Linked DNA regions of Homo sapiens: all the other regions are linked to region 1. A link is a contact called in ENCODE Hi-C or POLR2A ChIA-PET data. All regions are on one chromosome and are shown on one strand. Each heading gives the region's core, a stretch centred on a gene start or an enhancer-like site at or near the end of the contact. The rest is flanking DNA. Distances are from core to core; before and after follow the strand shown. Region 1 holds the start of C1QL1 (complement C1q like 1). Region 2 holds the start of MEIOC (meiosis specific with coiled-coil domain). Region 3 holds the start of MAP3K14-AS1 (MAP3K14 antisense RNA 1). Region 4 overlaps FMNL1 (formin like 1).

Region 1 (3,653 bases), core at 458-2,957:
GCACATGCGAGTCCCGGTACCAGAGTCCCCGACACACTCAGTGCTTTCCAGCTGCAGCGTCTGAGATGGGGACGGAGAATGGAGAGGACCCCACACACTCCAGAGTCAGGAGGGGCTGGAGCTGGGAGACCAAGAGGAGGGGGAGTTTCCATCTCTTCCACCACCCCCCACCCCCCACCCCCTCCCCGCCTCAGGAGGAAAAACTCCCCCGCCCCCCAGACTGCCTTCTTTTTGGGGAAGCTCTGCTACAGTGGGAAACAGCTCCCCAACTCCCGGATTTTGCAAAGGGTGTCAGATTCGCCCAATGGTCCCTTCTCCAGGGCAGGGGAGGCACTGCAGCCAGGGCTGTAAGCACCGGGCTCCCTTTGCCTTTGTGCCCCAAACATTTCCTGCAGCCAGCCTTCTCCGCTCGCGCCCATGGCCACGCGCCTAGGCGCCCGCGGGCGCGGATGCTGCTTCTCCCTGTTCCATACGCCAGAGCCCATCCTTGCCCTCCCCTTATCGCCCACTGCTGTCGGCCCGAATCCACTTCCCAAGGGGCAAGCCCCCAAGGGCAAGTCCGTGCACCTGGGAGCCCTGCGCTCTGACTAGTTGGGTTCATTTCCCGCATTTCCAGTAGCGTTCCAGACGGTGCCCAGCAGCGTCTGTCTTGGAGCGGGAACCCAGGAACTGAGGATCGGCGATGTCCGCTGGCTCCGACCATCCCCACACGTGATGACCAAGCGGGGCCGCTGTGGGGTGGGATCTCCACCTGCGTCCGCCTGGCGCCCCCGCCAACTCCGATCAGGTACCCATTTGCCCCGGGCTCCCTGGGTGCCCTGGGCCCAGCCCAGCCCCATGCCCCCGCCTGGCCCACCTGGCCATTCTTGCAGAGGTCTGCCCACATACTGGTGCCGTCGCCGCCGCGCATGAGGACATGGTAGGTGAAAAAGTAGGTGCCGGGAATGTTGCACGTAAACTTGCCGCTGGCCGCGTCGTAGTTGTTGCCTAGGTTGGTGACCACGTCGTCAAACTTGAGTACCTCGTAACCCTCGTGGGGGTTCTTGAGGCCGGCGTAGAAGGCCACGCGCGGCACCGTGGTGTAGGTGGCAGTGCTGATGGCGCCGCTGCCCCCCGCGCCCGGCAGCCCCGGAGGGCCCGGCTTGCCTGGCTCACCCTTCTCCCCCGGCGGCCCCACAGGGCCGGGAGGACCTGGGTCCCCGGGAGGCCCCGGAGGGCCGGGCTTGCCGGTGCGGCCCGGCTTCCCCTGGGGGCCCTGCACCAGCGTGGAAGGCGGGGGCGCGCCGCTCTGCTCGCTCAGGGCGTCGCCGCCGTCGGTCCGCGCGCCGGCGCCGGGGCCCCGCGCGGGGTAGGGGTCGCACACCATGCGGCAGGTGCCCAGCATCTCATAGTGGCCTTCCGGGCCGCCCGAGCTCACCAGCACGGGGATGAGCACCACCAGCACCAGCAGCATCACCACACCCGCGGCGGCCGCTAGCAGCGTCTTTCGGCCCGCGCGGAGCCTGGGGAGCGCCGGGCCGCCCGGCCGCGCCGTCGGGGCAATGGTGCCGGCGGGCAGGGGGCGCGGGCTAGGCGCCCGCGCTCAAGGACGGTCCGGCGGGGCTGCGGGCATGGGGCCGGGCCCGGGGCGCCGCGCTGCGCTGGCTGCGCTGCGGAGCCCAGCCGCCGGCTCCTGCCTCGCGCCTCCCTCCTGCTGCGCTGCCGGACTGAGCGCCGCGGCCGCCGCCTCCCGCCTCCCGCCTCCCGCCTGCAGCCTCCCGCCTGACTCCTCCCGCCTCCTTGAGCCGGGCCACCGCCCCCTCGGCCGGGCCCCGCCCCGCCAGCTCCGCGCGGCTCTGGGCTCTCTAGGGGTGGGGCTGCGGGCGGGGCCGGCGCCTAATTGGGCCGCGGGCGCCTCGAGGTGGGCGGGGCATAAGGGGGCGGGGCCGCGGAGACCCCGGGCGGGAGCAGGGAGAGGAAAGAAGAGACTGAGTACGCGGAGACCGAGATTCGGAAATGGGGTGGGGGCCGGGGTCCGAGAGACCCGAGAGGCGCTCCAAGGGAAGGGGAGAGTAGGGACCAAAATGCGAAAGGGAGAGAGGGCCACAGGGAGAGCTAGAGAGCTCCGAGGGGATCGGGAGAGGAGAGGCTTCGAGGGTCGGTCACCAGGAAAACAGAGGGACTGGGGTCGCGACGGGCCAAGACCCGCAGGGGGCGGAAGCGAGGGGATAGCGCCCAGGTCTGCAGGGGACAAAGAGCGATTGAGGGGAGGACGGAGCGGGGAGCTGGAAGGTAGGATGAGAAAGGGGGTTATGAAGCGAAGAAGAGGATACGGAGGGGACCATTTGGCACTCAGGCCTCGCAGACCACCCGTCTGGGAGATCCAGATATCGGATGAATGCCTGTCCGGGGGCCCAGCGGAGCCAGACGGCAGCCGCCTCCTCCTTTCTGGATCTGACTGTTCCGGGACCCGTCTCCCCCGAGGTGGGGCAGGAGCTTCCAACCCCTCCTCGCCTCTGCCCCTTCCTCACCGAACTGTGGCCAGGCTGCTTTTTCCTGGGCCCTTTTCTTCCATCTCCCTCTGCTCAATCCCTTTACTTCTGCCTCTAGACCAGGGAGAAAAGGGGATCCTAAAAAGGTGGGCACCCCCACGTTATTTCTCCATGCTGACAGATGCAAATACGTCCCTGAGGGGTAACCCCCTTTTCCAGCCTCCAGGATGAGGGGTGGATCTCATCCAGCCCCTCAGCTCCTCCTCCCTCACTCCCCAGCCTCCTCCGCCGCCCCCTAACTCTTCTCCCCATCAGGCTGTGGGAGGCTCTCCTCTTCCTCAAGTGCAGCAAAGTGTTTAGGTTGCATAAACCGAAACGTGTCTGCTTCCATCAAAATATTTGTCACATTATCTGAGGCCCAGGTCGGGCTGCTCCACCGCTCCTCCTTCGCCCTCCTTTATCCGGCCCACCGGGGAGGATTCAGCCATTCGGAGGCGACTGGCCGGCTGCTAAAGAATGACATCCCAGCCTCTCCTCTCCCGAGAGCTACCCCCCGCCGGCTCACACTCTCCCTGTTGACCCTTCACCATGGGCAAAATGATTCCCTGGCCTTCCCTACCCAAGGTTGAGGTCGCTCACCTCATCCAGGGCTGGGAGTAGAAGGACACAGGGACATCCAACGAGGGGGCTGTGAAAGAGGACCCTCCAAGCACTAATGGCTGAGGCCAGGTTGGAGTGACCCCACCACCACCAAGGAGGGAGCTAAAAAATTTTCAATAAGTAGCATTTATTCAGGGTTTACTCTGTGCTAGGCCCTGTGTTGAATGTTTTACATACATGATCACCCTTGATCTTCACATCAGTCCAAAGAAGTAAAATCCAAGATTATTTTAATTTTACAGATGGAGAACTGAGGCTCTGGGAAGTTAAGAGATTTGCTTAAAGTCACACAACTAATAAGTGGGAGAGCCGGGACTCAAACTCGTAGCCTGGCTCCAGGCTCTTCCAACCTCAGCGCGATAGAGTCTCTAGGTACCGTTTACTGCCCAAAGCCCAGGGGTAGGGGGCTCAGGGCAGCCAGACCTCCCTAGGCTCAGGAAGAGTAGTCTTCAGCGCTCGGCTGTCAGGCAATCCGGTCCCCGGTTCCCCACGGCGGTCTCCTCGGTGTGCCCCACCAAGAGC
Region 2 (3,653 bases), core at 561-3,060, 310 kb before region 1:
GAGTAGAGACCTGAAGTAACTATCAGGACAATATGGGTCAATAAAACTCATCCTCCTACTTCCATTCGTGTCTGAGTTAAAACAGTATCTTCCACTTAAGTGCTCATTTCTCAAGTTTTGATTTTAAATATAAAAACAGCCTAAAGGTGCTTACTGTGTTTACTTCTTTTATATTTCAACTATCTGATTTTTTAGCAGTGTCTAGGGACAAAAACTAGCATTTCTCTGAGACCATCACATCCCCAATCTGACTGCTATGTGAATGGTTTGTTGGGTGCCTGGAATGGCTTGTTTATGTAAGCTCTCACCTGTAATCCCACACTTTGGGAGGCCGAGGCGGAGGATCACTTCAGGCCAAGAGTTCAGTTCAAGACCAGCCTGAGCAACATAAGGAGATCCAACCCCCTACCCCCATCCCCACCTCCAACCCCAGCTCTACAAAAAAATTAAAAAATTAGCTAGGGCCAGGCGCCGTGGCTCACGCCTGTAATCCCAGAATTTTGGGAGGCCGAGGCGGGCGGATCACGAGGTCAAGAGATCGAGACCATCCTGGACAACATGGTGAAATTCCCGTCTCTACTAAAAATACAAAAATTAGCGGGGCGTGGTGGCGTGGGCCTGTAGTCCTAGCTACTCGGGAGGCTGAGGCGGGAGAATCGCTTGAACCCGGGAGGCGGAGGTTGCAGTGAGCCTTTGCGCCACCGCACTCTAGCCTGGCGACAGTGAGACTCCATCTCACCAAAAAAAAAAAAAAAAAAAAAATTAGCTGGGAGTGGTGGCACGCGCCTGTAGCCCCAACTACTCGGGAGGCTGAGGCGGGAGGATCGCTCGAGACCAGGAGTTTGAGACCAGCCTGGGCAACATAAGGAGACCCAACCCCCCCGCCCTTCAGCTTTACAAAAAAATTAAAAAATTAGCCAGGAGTGGTGGCGCCGCGTGCCTGCAGCCCCAGCTACTCGGGAGGCTGAGGCGGGAGGGTCGCTTGAACCCGGGAGTTCAAGGCTGCAACGAGCTATGATAGCGCCACTGCACTCCAGCCTGGGCGACAGAGCAAGACCCTGTTTTACACAGACAAACAAAAACGAACAAAAAGGTCACAGCGAACTTTGTTCAAAAGTCACATTAACACTTAAATGCCTTAACCCGGACTGAAAGCCCGGGCTTAGGACACAGGGCAGCTCTCCCTCAAAAAGGGGTCTCCCAGCAACACCCAATCCACAAGTTGCTCCTCGCCCTCCCCAAACCGGTACAAGATATATCAGTCTCTGGGCAGCTCCAACGGATTCTGAAGCTACGGGAGGGACTAAGGAACAAATATGAAATGTCGGACAAATGAAATGTGCGCAACAGCTAGGTTTTGGAGGATAAGCCAGTTGCTGAGCGACTTCTCAAATCTTCCAAGTGCCTCCAACACCTCTCCCACCCGGTAGGGCTGCGCTCTTTAGCTCTTTCAACCTTCCACGACCGGCCTCTCCGCTGCCCTATCAGCAAATCATCGGGCCGGTGCCTGCCAGTCCGGGCCAATCCCGAACACATTTACTTTGAGCGGGAAAAGCTCAGAAGCGGCGAGAGAGCGTGGTCCGCTAACCGCCCCTTCCTCTCCTTGTCTCTGGGGGGTAACGGAGCCTGGAGTGGTCGCCCATTGGATGGGCATCGGACCAATGGCGGGCTGCGAAACGGGAGGGGCGGGCCTCACAGCGGGGCGGGGCGCGCCTGTGCCGTGTCGCGTGCCGAGCCGCGAGCCCCAGGCAGGCCAGGTAACGGCCTCTGCCCCCGCCCCTCCCTCCCCGCTCGGACTTCCCTTACCCGCACACTGGCTCCAGGCAGCGCCCGGGCGGCGGAGGCGGCTGCGGAGACGGCGGGGTGCGGGCTGAGGGAGCCGGGCCTGGACGCCCCCCCCATCACCCCCGTACCCCAGGAGCTGTGCCTAGTCCAGGAGAGGCTGGGGGGCGCCCCATGGAGGTGAGACGCGGAGACACCTGCCCGCGCCCTCACCCCTCAGGCCTGAGGGAGGAAGGACTTGAGGTAATGGATGAGGAAGGGCAGGGTCCAGGGGGCGGCCAGACTTGCAAGAGGCGACGAGGAGGAGAGGCTGAGGAGGGGGCGCGTCCCTAGACGGGGCGGCAGAGGCGGGTCGTCGGTGGGGAGGCCGAACGGGGCGGGCGGGCGGGGGGCGCGGCGCGGGCTGACTGGACGGGCCGGACGGAGCGCGGGTCGCCGCGATTCCCGGGAGGCAGCCGTCGCGCTGAGGCGGTGGCCGGGGAGGGGCGCCCCTCGGGGTCAGCACTCAGGGGGCCCGAGGGGAGAGTGAGAATCCCGAGGCTGGAAGCGCGGGCCCCCACATTCGTGTCCTCTGAGAGGGTTCGGAATTGAGCCGAACAGCCGAGGTAGAACAGGTGTCGGGCCGTTTCAGCTCCGGCGTCACCCTCGTGACCACTTTCTGATATTTCCTATTCCCGTGTGCTGCAGCCCAAAGTCGCGTTCCCCGGAGGTGCGAATCGCTGTTGGAACCTCGGCGCCGACGCCGGCAGCAGGTTAACCGACGTCTTCGGCAGCGTGATGTTGACTGGCTCCGCTTCCTTCTACGATTGCTACACATCGCAGGTCCTTTAGTAAACTCTGCCTCTGTTAGACGATTTATTCTCAAATGGATTTACTCGAGCCACCGATTCATAGGTGTTTAATGGCTCCACAGTTAAGGAAGAGAAAACCAGGGAAAACTTTTTTTTTTTTTTTTTTTTTTTGAGACAGAGTCTTGCTCTGTCTCCTAGGCTGGAGTGCAGTGGCGCCATCTCGGCTCACTGCAACCTCCGCCAGCCGGGCTCAGGCGATTCTTGTGCCTCAGCTTCCTGAGGCACGCGCCACCACGCCCGGCTGTTTTTTTTGTTTGTTTTGTTTTTGTTTTTTGTTTTTGAGATGGAGTTTTGCTCTTGTTGCCCAGGCTGGAGTGCAGTGGTGCGATCTCGGCTCACCTCAACCTCTGCCTCCGGGGCTCAAGTTATTCTCCTGCCTCAGCCTCCGGAGTAGCTGGGATTACAGGCATGCGCCACCACGCCTGGCTAATTTTGTATTTTTAGTAGAGACAGGGTTTCTCCATGTTGGTCAGGCTGGTCTCGAACTCCCAACCTCGGGTGATCCGCGCACCTCGGCCTCCCAAAGTGCTGGGATTACAGGCATGAGCCACCGCGTCCAGCCGTTTTGTTTTGTTTTTTGAGACGGAGTCTCCTTCTGTTGCCCAGGCTGGAGTGCAGTGGTGCGATCTCGGATCACTGCAACCTCTGTCTCCCTGGTTCAAGCAGTTCTTCCGTCTCAGCCTCCCCAGTAGCTGGGATTACAGGCACCTGCCATCATGCCCGGCTAATTTTTGTATTGTTTTTAGAGACCGGGTTTCACCATGTTCCCCAGGCTGGTCTCGAACTTCTGGGCTCCAGCCATCCTCCCGCCTCGGCCTCCCAAAGTGCTAGGATTTCAGGCCACAGCGCCCAGCCCAGGAACAATTTTTTTTTTTTTTTTTTGAGACGGAGTCTTGCTCTGTCGCCCAGGCTGGAGTGCAGTGACGCAATCTCCGCTCACTGCAAGCTCCACCTCCCAGGTTCACGCCATTCTCCTGCCTCAGCCTCCCGAGTAGCTGGGACTACAGGCACCCGCCACCA
Region 3 (3,653 bases), core at 708-3,207, 280 kb after region 1:
CCCAAGGTAGGCAACTGCTCCTGGGCTTGGTACTGGGCTGCAGGGATGCATGGCATCTCATCACCCTCTGGTGCCACCCCCACACCCTCACTGTTACAGACTGACCCTGCCCCAGGAGCCTGGGATGGGAAAGGGTTCTTTCTGCTCAAGCCAGCTGTCCTTGCTGTGGGGGACCAGGCAGATATTCCAGGGTTTTGGTGATGGGGAGGCATCCTGGAGCTGGAGCTATAAATTCCCCCTAGTCACCGCCAAAGGCCCGGCGGCCACAGATGGACCTCATCTCTGAGCTGAAACGGAGGCAGCAGAAGGAGCCACTCATTTATGAGAGCGACCGTGATGGGGCCATTGAAGACATCATCACAGGTAAGGGCTTGGCCAGGCCTTGGTCTTATCCTCAGTCTGTCCTTCTATGCTTTCTTCTGACCCAATGCGCTATCCTCTGGGGGACTGGCTGCCACACTGCTTCTTGCTACCTTTTCTGTTTTTCTTTCCTTTTTCCTTTCTCTACTCCCCTTCACCTGCCCCACCCCCACTCAGTGATCAAGACGGTGCCCTTCACGGCCCGCACCGGCAAGCGGACATCCCGGCTCCTCTGTGAGGCCAGCCTGGGAGAAGAGATGCCCCTCTAGCCCCTCAGGTACCCAGATGACCTGGCCTCTGATACCACGCTGCCCACAGCCCCTGGGACCCTTGGGAGAACTGAGGCATGCTGCCTTCTCCTGGGCCAGTGGATGGCTGGGATGTGATTTGTGGGGTGGAGGGGTCTGGCAAACATAAACGGTACCCCTGCCATGTGCACACAATCTGAGTCCTTAGGAGGCTAAGCTTTGTGCCCTGGAGCCATGCTCCCAGCTCTGGGCGGACTCCTGAATGGTAAATGTGTCTCCTTCGGCTGCCAGATCTGCGGAACCAGCCCTACATCCGCGCAGACACAGGCCGCCGCAGTGCCCGTCGGCGTCCCCCGGGCCCCCCACTGCAGGTCACCTCCGACCTCTCGCTGTAGCCGCTATTTCTGCAGGTGGATTCTGCAGGGGTGTGGGGCCGTGGACAGGCTGAGGCTCAAGGAAGGTGGTCCTCAGCTCGGCTGGCCGGGCAGCCCCTCCTCCGCTGTGGCCCGCCTCAAACGGGCTGGTGCATCCTCCTCTTGGCCACAGAGGGCAGCATCGCCCGCCCCTTCCCCCAAATGCTGCTTGCAGCACCCACCCTAAAGCCCCCTCCAAATAGCCATACTTAGCCTCAGCAGGAGCCTGGCCTGTAACTTATAAAGTGCACCTCGCCCCCGCAAGCCCCAGCCCCGAGGACCGTCCATGGACCTTATTTTTATATGAGATTAATAAAGATGTTTGCAAAAGATCCGCGTCGGCTCCATGCCTGCCGCAGCCACCCGCAGCCTGTTTCCGCTCAGCAAACGCTTTACTTGCACAAGCTCTTCATAGCAGGCCTCTGCAAACCAGCGGGCGCCGGGGAGAAGGGCTGCTTCTTCACTAGAGTTGGCGGCGAGGGAGCCCGCTTCGAGGGGGCGGAGGCTTTCGTGGCTGGCCCAGTATCCCTGCGGGAGGCCGGAGGGGGCGAGCGGGCAGCTGGGGTTAGACACGCCGGGCCAGCCCCGCAGCAGTTCTCCTTCCGGCTGCCCCGCCCCATTTGCGCCAGTCCTGCCTCCCACCCGGGCATCTGGCCCCTTTTCCTTTCGCCCTACCCAGTACTTAGTGACGCCATAAGTGACCTCGCCTTACATCTCCGCGCGTGCCGCCTCCGTCACCGCCTGCCGGGTCCCCATTTCTTCCGGGCCTGCCCCCGCTCCTCGCCTGCCCCTCCCCTCCACCAGCCAGTGTCGCCCCATCTGTCTGTCCTCCGGGCACTTGTCCCGCCCCTCACTGCGTGTCCCTCCCCCGCCCGCCGGCTCTCACCTAGGCCGAGACACGCCCCGGGCTGGGCGGGATCTTGGGGCGGCCGGGCTAGTAGGGCTGGATCAGGCGGAAGCCGGGGCCCGGGGCTGGGCTTCGTGTCCTGCGTTCCGGGAGCGCCAACCCCTCCAGGTTAGGAATCTGAGAGTACGGGCTGCGCGCACCTGGGGCGGGTGCCTGGGAGGAGGTGGAGGAGGAGACGGTCCTCAGAACGGGTCCTGGGGGTCGGAGGCGAGGGCGGGGGTTGTAAGTGGCCGGGAGAGGTCCCTCCCGCGGGTCCCGGCGCCCCCCGCCCCGTCGGGGACGCACCTACTTCGTGCAGTTTGTGCAGCGAGCGCGCCAGCTCCTAGTTGGAGAGGTCGCTGATGCGCGCCGCGTGGCAGAAGGCGAGCCCCGCGTGGGAGCGCCCCCCAACCCCCGCAGCCTGGGCTGAGCCGCAGAGCCCGCTGCTTCTTGAAGTAGTAGCTTGGAGAAGAGAGGCGGGGCGGCCGCCTCAGACACTCCCAGCCCTCTCTGTCTCACAGGTGCGGAAGCCAAAGCAGGGCCGGAAGCCGCTGCTTTGTCTTTGTCCTGGGGCGACTTGGGGCCCAGGAAACAGACTCAGAATTCAGGGCTCCCGTCTCTAGGGCAGGAATATCAGGGGTCCCTGCGGGGGGCAGGGTTTGCTCCTCCCATTGTGGGCCCAGGAGCTGGTATGGTTGTGCCCACCTCATCACCCCCCGTGCCAACTTGGAGGGCACAAAGCCCCGGCCCAGCAGCTTGAACAGCATTTCCAAGAACAGGGTCTGCAGTCCCTGGGGGTACAGAGCTGGCTGTTCCTCACCCGGCTTGGGGGCAAAAAAGGTGAAGGAGGGTGAGGAGGGGGCACCCCCTAAGCCAGGCCCACCCCTCCTCCACCAGCCTTGCCCCTCACCCATGCACTGAGCCAAGCGGTGGTTGTCATCGAAGACACCCAGGAAGTCAATGAAGCTTACGATTCCATCACCTGGGGAGAGAGGAGAGGGGGTGCTGTGGGTGCCTGCCCCCTGCAGAAGGCCTGCCTTGCACATGCCTGCTGGCAGTTCCAGGTGTTAGAGAATCTAGTCCTGCCTCTAGCCAAGGGCAGACCCCAGTTTCAATGGGGGAGAAACGGCCCATGCCTTGGGGGTTCCCAAATCAGGATTAGGATGAACACAGCAGCAACGTTTACAGGCCATGAGATAGGTGTGTTGGTCAGGGCAGGCTTCCTGGAAGAGGGAACTTTAAAATAGGACCAGGCCAGGATTTTGTGGGAAGGGGAGGCATTCTTTAAAAGAATGCCTGGAGGTGGGAGGGGACAAGAAGACAGGGTTGGGGCACCCACCATCCAAGTCTGCCTGCCGCAGAGCCTCGAACGTCTCCTGTGGACTCAGCTGGATACCCACATTGCCCAGGGCAACTTTCATGCTGTGCATGTCCACGGTGCCTGTTGGGCTGGAGCTGAAGAGTTTGAAGATATCCTGGAAGGCTGAGGGTAGAGGGGACAGGTGGCAAGACGAACCACCCACACAAGAACCCTGAGAGCTGCCCACTCTAACTCAGGTGGAACTGACGACTTGGCTCATTCCAACTCCCTCCTGGGTGTTTTAAATTTTTATTTATTTATTTATTTATTTTTGAGACAGAGTCTCACTCTTTGCCCAGGCTGGAGTGCAGTGGCGAGATCTCGGCTCACTGCAGCCTCAACCTCCCAAGGCTCAAACGATCCTCTCGCCTCAGCCTTCTGAGTAG
Region 4 (3,653 bases), core at 649-3,148, 260 kb after region 1:
GGAAGCTGAGGTCCAAGGGGGCAAAGAAGCTGTAGGGCTAGTTGGGCCCAGAGCCTGGGTCTTTTGAAGCCAGCTCCAGGTCCTCCATGTGGCAGCTCATAGCTGTCCCTCCCTGCCCCCCTCAGGAGGCAGGTATCCCGCCCACCTGGACTGCCAGCCCCTCCCCTCCTACTTGAGCACTGTCAGCCAACTCTCCGTGTGTCCCCCAGCCCCCCATCCCATGGTGCTGCTGCCTCGCTGAAGGCCCTGGTCTGGGGGTCTGTTCCTGTTTTCAGGGTGGCCTCACTCCACCCCGAGTGAGTGGCATCTGATGGCCCCTCTCCTACTCCCTGGAGTGCCTGGCTCCTCGGTGGGCACAGCCACAGCTGAGGAGCAGCTGCTAATTAGTGTTCGGCGCTGTCAGAGCTATTTCTGATTTCTGAGCCTAAATTTAGCCTGTCTGGCAGGCTGGCATGTGGGCCTGGGGGCCTGAGAAGGCCCAGGTGGGGAAGGGGCATGGGCACCCTGCCCTCCACCACTGTTCAGACAGGTGCTCCAGGCCCCAGCAGAGGCCTCCCCTCGGCAGTAACAACCAGGGGGCTGTCCTGGGGGAGTGGACCCAGGTGGTGGCTCAGAGTCAGCTCCAGGCTCAAAGCCAGCCCAGCTCTCCTCTTACTGGCTTCGTAACCTTGGGCAGGTCACTAAACTAATCTGTGCCTGCACCTGTGAGGTGGGAATGTTAACGGTGCCAGTGACGGCAGTGAGGGTGGAAGGCAGTCGTCGGCGCGCAGGGCTCGGAGCAGTGCCTTGCACAGTAGGCATTCTGGTGGAGCTGGCCACCTGACTGTTGGAGATGTCATTATGACTAGTTACTGCCCCTAGAAATGCCGCTGGGGCCATTCCAGAACCATAAAGTTCCCTGGGTGGGTGAGGGCCTGGGAGGATTCATGTCGGGAAGCAGCTGTCCCCTCTGTGGCTCTGTGCTGGGCTCAGCCATCCCCTTACTCCCTGGCCACCGTCTTTTGTGCCGGCCACGGCTCCAGTTTCCCTGGCACTGCTGGCCCTGTCTCTCCTCTTTGTCCCTTTTCTCCACCTTGCTCCCACCTTAGCCCTGCCCCACCCTTTGTCTCTGTGGGGTGGGGGTGACTGAGAGACATCATCGAGAGAGACAGACAGATGGACAGGGACAGAGAGACAGAGAATGACCTCGCCTCCTTTGTACTCCTGGGCGGTTCCCCCACCCCCTGCCCCTGTGGTAGCAGGAGCTGTCCTGGCCCTTGGAGGGCTGGGGGAGGGCGGCTGATGAGACAGCGGTGGTTTCCTCAATCCAGGCTCACTTTCGCAATAGGGGAGAGGAATGACGTATTCCACCCCCTTCAGCCGCTGGGGGCGGGGGGCCTGGCGGAGGGGCAGTTTCACCTCTCCAGCAGGGCCTGGCCGGAAAGCTTAGGCAATGGAGGCTGAGCGCACCCAGCTTCCTGTTGTCTGGGCCTGACCCAAGGCAGTGATTTTGGGGGTAAGGTCTGGCTGGAGCCCCAGAACTAGGCCCAGCACCCTGGAGGGGAAGCTGGCTGGGGAGTCTCAGGTGGGTGTGGCCCTCTGACTGCTCCAGCTGTGGCGTCTCTGCAGAGCCACATGACTGAGGGTGTGGAGCGTGAACCACCATGGCTGGTGAGCCCCTCAGGGTCTCCCACATCCCCGATGGAGACTCTTACTCAACTCAGATCTCCTTGAGGGCAGGAACTGTCTTTTTGGGCCAGACATATAGAAGGCTCTCAATAACCTGGGGTTTACTAAATTGAAGGGAACTGGCCTCATCTTTTGGGTCTGTCAGGGAGACAAGCCAAGTCTGGGGGTCCAGAAAGCCCCTGGTGCTATTGACACCTGGTTGATTCGGCAGCCCTGGGCTGGCGCTAACCTGCTCCGTGGTGGCAGGGGCACCGTACCCTTGTCATCTGTGGCCAGGGGAGGAGGACCCAGGCAGAGCTCTGTTGACCTTTCTCAGCTCCTGGGGGAGTCCCAGCTGGGCGGCCCCCACCACAGACCCAGGGCACTGGCTCTTCTCCCCAGTGCTGTGGCCGAGTGACCTTCCCCGCAAATCTCCCCGCCCCTGCAGCTGTGATCTGGAACTCCCTGCCTGCTGACATGGCCGCCCTCAGCTCCCCCAGCCCTCTCCTTCCTTTCTCAGCCTTCTCCTCCAAGTGGGAGGGGGCTGGAGAGGGATGAGGAGAAGGCTGCTGTCCACTCTCCTTGCAAGAGATTTCCTGGTGTTCGTGAGGCACTGGTGCCCTGGGCCTGGTCTGTGTACACGTGGGATCTGGTGGCACGTGGAGGTGGGACACTGGCCACTGGCCACTGGCCACACTTTGGCCTGACTGGTGATGGCTCCCCTGTTAGCTTCCCACCAGAATGGGGGAAGAGATGATGCCCCAACAGGAAAACTGGGGCCCAGAAGTGTCTCAGGTCCCCAGAGAGGTAGGCTGACAACCCACGCTCCTGCCTGCACACCAGGCAGGCCAGGGAGGCGGTGTGGGGGGTGACACAGCGCAGGCAGACTCGGATTCAAATCCTGCTCTCCCTTCTAGCTGGTGTGCCCCGGGAAAGGTGCTCTGTCTCTCTTGGCCTTGGTCTTCTCATTGGATAACACTACGTATCTCCTAGGGTCAGAGGATTCATGGGGGTGATGCACCTCCTAGGGAGCCAAGTGGGTTTCCCCCAAATGCCCATTCTCCCCTCTCCCCTTGTTGGGGCCCCAGGCTCAGGGGTCTTTGTCCTCCCTGTCCCCAGAACTGCATGAACTTGCCCCCAGACAAGGTCCAGCTGCTGAGCCAGTATGACAACGAGAAGAAGTGGGAGCTCATCTGTGATCAGGTAGGTGCCAGCACTGCCCAGCCACCCCTTCCCTCCCACTGTCAGTACCCCACCCTGACCAGGCTGGGGCTATGGGGAGAGGGGCACCGCCATACTGCCCATGGAGCCAAGACTCTGCTCAGTGGCCAATGTAGCACCTGGGGAGGGTGCTGGGGTCTGCAGGACTCCCAAATCCCTTTCTCTTGAACTCCCCAAAAGACCTTGTGAGTCACTAGCAGGGCTGGGTCAGCTTCAGAGGAGCTGGCAGAGCTGGTTCAGGCTGGGGCAGCTGGGGCCTCGCACTGTCACTGTCCTCCTGCTGAGCTTCCTGAGAAACCTCTCTGGACTGGGGAAGGGAGAGGGCGACCCTGGGGTTGGACATCTTCACCTGACCCCATGGGAGGGAGGGAGGAAGGGGCGGGAATTCCTGCCCTTTTGCCTTGGGTCCAGAGGAGCTGCAGTTGACCAGCAACTCCCCAAGGCCAGCCACTTTGGACCCCTGCTTTGGTGCTCCGTCCAGGTGCCTGGACTCACGGGTCACTCAGCTGTCCCCACCCCTCCAGCTTCAAGGGCTGCGGTCGGCCATGGGCCGACCCTCTCCCAGCGCTGGGCTGGGTGGGGCTCGGCTGCCGCAGGGATTCTGTGAAGGAGGGAGGCTGCAGAGGCTGGGGGTGGGGAGTTGGGAGCTGAGAGCCTCCCCTGGGAGCCAAGGCTGGGCCTTTGCCTCCTGCTAATGAAGCAGATGGCCTGAGCCGGCTGGGCAGCAGTCCAGGGGTAAGGGCTGGGAAGTGGGAAGAGGGTGGAGAGCTGCCCCTGGAGTCTCT

What was found. A loop is a pair of places that touch in the nucleus more often than their neighbours do. ChIA-PET counts read pairs that join two places held with the same protein, here RNA polymerase II (POLR2A). Pooled maps may share reads with other maps.
Region 2: a loop to region 1 is called in a pooled map, with 3 times the contacts of the local background. The contact joins the promoter of MEIOC here to the promoter of C1QL1 in region 1. A Hi-C loop is called at or near these places in 1 of 50 pooled maps. POLR2A ChIA-PET finds 5 or more read pairs at or near these places in 2 of 52 experiments (Caco-2 and PC-9).
Region 3: a loop to region 1 is called in a pooled map, with 7 times the contacts of the local background. The contact joins the promoter of MAP3K14-AS1 here to the promoter of C1QL1 in region 1. A Hi-C loop is called at or near these places in 6 of 50 pooled maps. POLR2A ChIA-PET finds 5 or more read pairs at or near these places in 2 of 52 experiments (BJ and activated T-cell).
Region 4: a loop to region 1 is called in a pooled map, with 6 times the contacts of the local background. The contact joins the enhancer-like site here to the promoter of C1QL1 in region 1. A Hi-C loop is called at or near these places in 4 of 50 pooled maps. POLR2A ChIA-PET finds 5 or more read pairs at or near these places in 2 of 52 experiments (GM10248 and activated T-cell).

What each region holds. Positions count from the first base shown.
Region 1 is chr17:44,966,596-44,970,248 of GRCh38, forward strand. C1QL1 (complement C1q like 1) reads right to left here and starts at 1,708. Exons shown (of 2, transcript NM_006688.5): 1 at 857-1,708. The coding sequence starts at 1,453. It also overlaps the pseudogene LOC112268183. RefSeq lists a silencer at 1,639-1,998.
Region 2 is chr17:44,654,658-44,658,310 of GRCh38, forward strand. MEIOC (meiosis specific with coiled-coil domain) reads left to right here and starts at 1,811. Exons shown (of 8, transcript NM_001145080.3): 1 at 1,811-2,025; 2 at 2,470-2,604. The coding sequence starts at 1,957. RefSeq lists a silencer at 1,615-1,824.
Region 3 is chr17:45,245,968-45,249,620 of GRCh38, forward strand. MAP3K14-AS1 (MAP3K14 antisense RNA 1) reads left to right here and starts at 1,958. Exons shown (of 4, transcript NR_110326.1): 1 at 1,958-2,036. FMNL1 (formin like 1) reads left to right here. Exons shown (of 27, transcript NM_005892.4): 24 at 1-6; 25 at 243-363; 26 at 538-637; 27 at 900-1,351. The coding sequence ends at 629. It also overlaps the pseudogene EFCAB15P. RefSeq lists enhancers at 1,436-1,505, 2,756-2,805 and a silencer at 1,616-2,345.
Region 4 is chr17:45,227,838-45,231,490 of GRCh38, forward strand. FMNL1 (formin like 1) reads left to right here. Exons shown (of 27, transcript NM_005892.4): 2 at 2,767-2,850. Among named protein-coding and RNA genes, the nearest start is that of FMNL1, 7.8 kb to the left of the region's middle. RefSeq lists enhancers at 203-262, 273-322, 620-1,255, 1,173-1,482, 1,873-1,982 and 1 more. Within about 2 kb of position 1,899, at least 29 of the 41 ENCODE cell types and tissues checked have a DNase peak (open chromatin) inside an H3K27ac peak, as active enhancers do.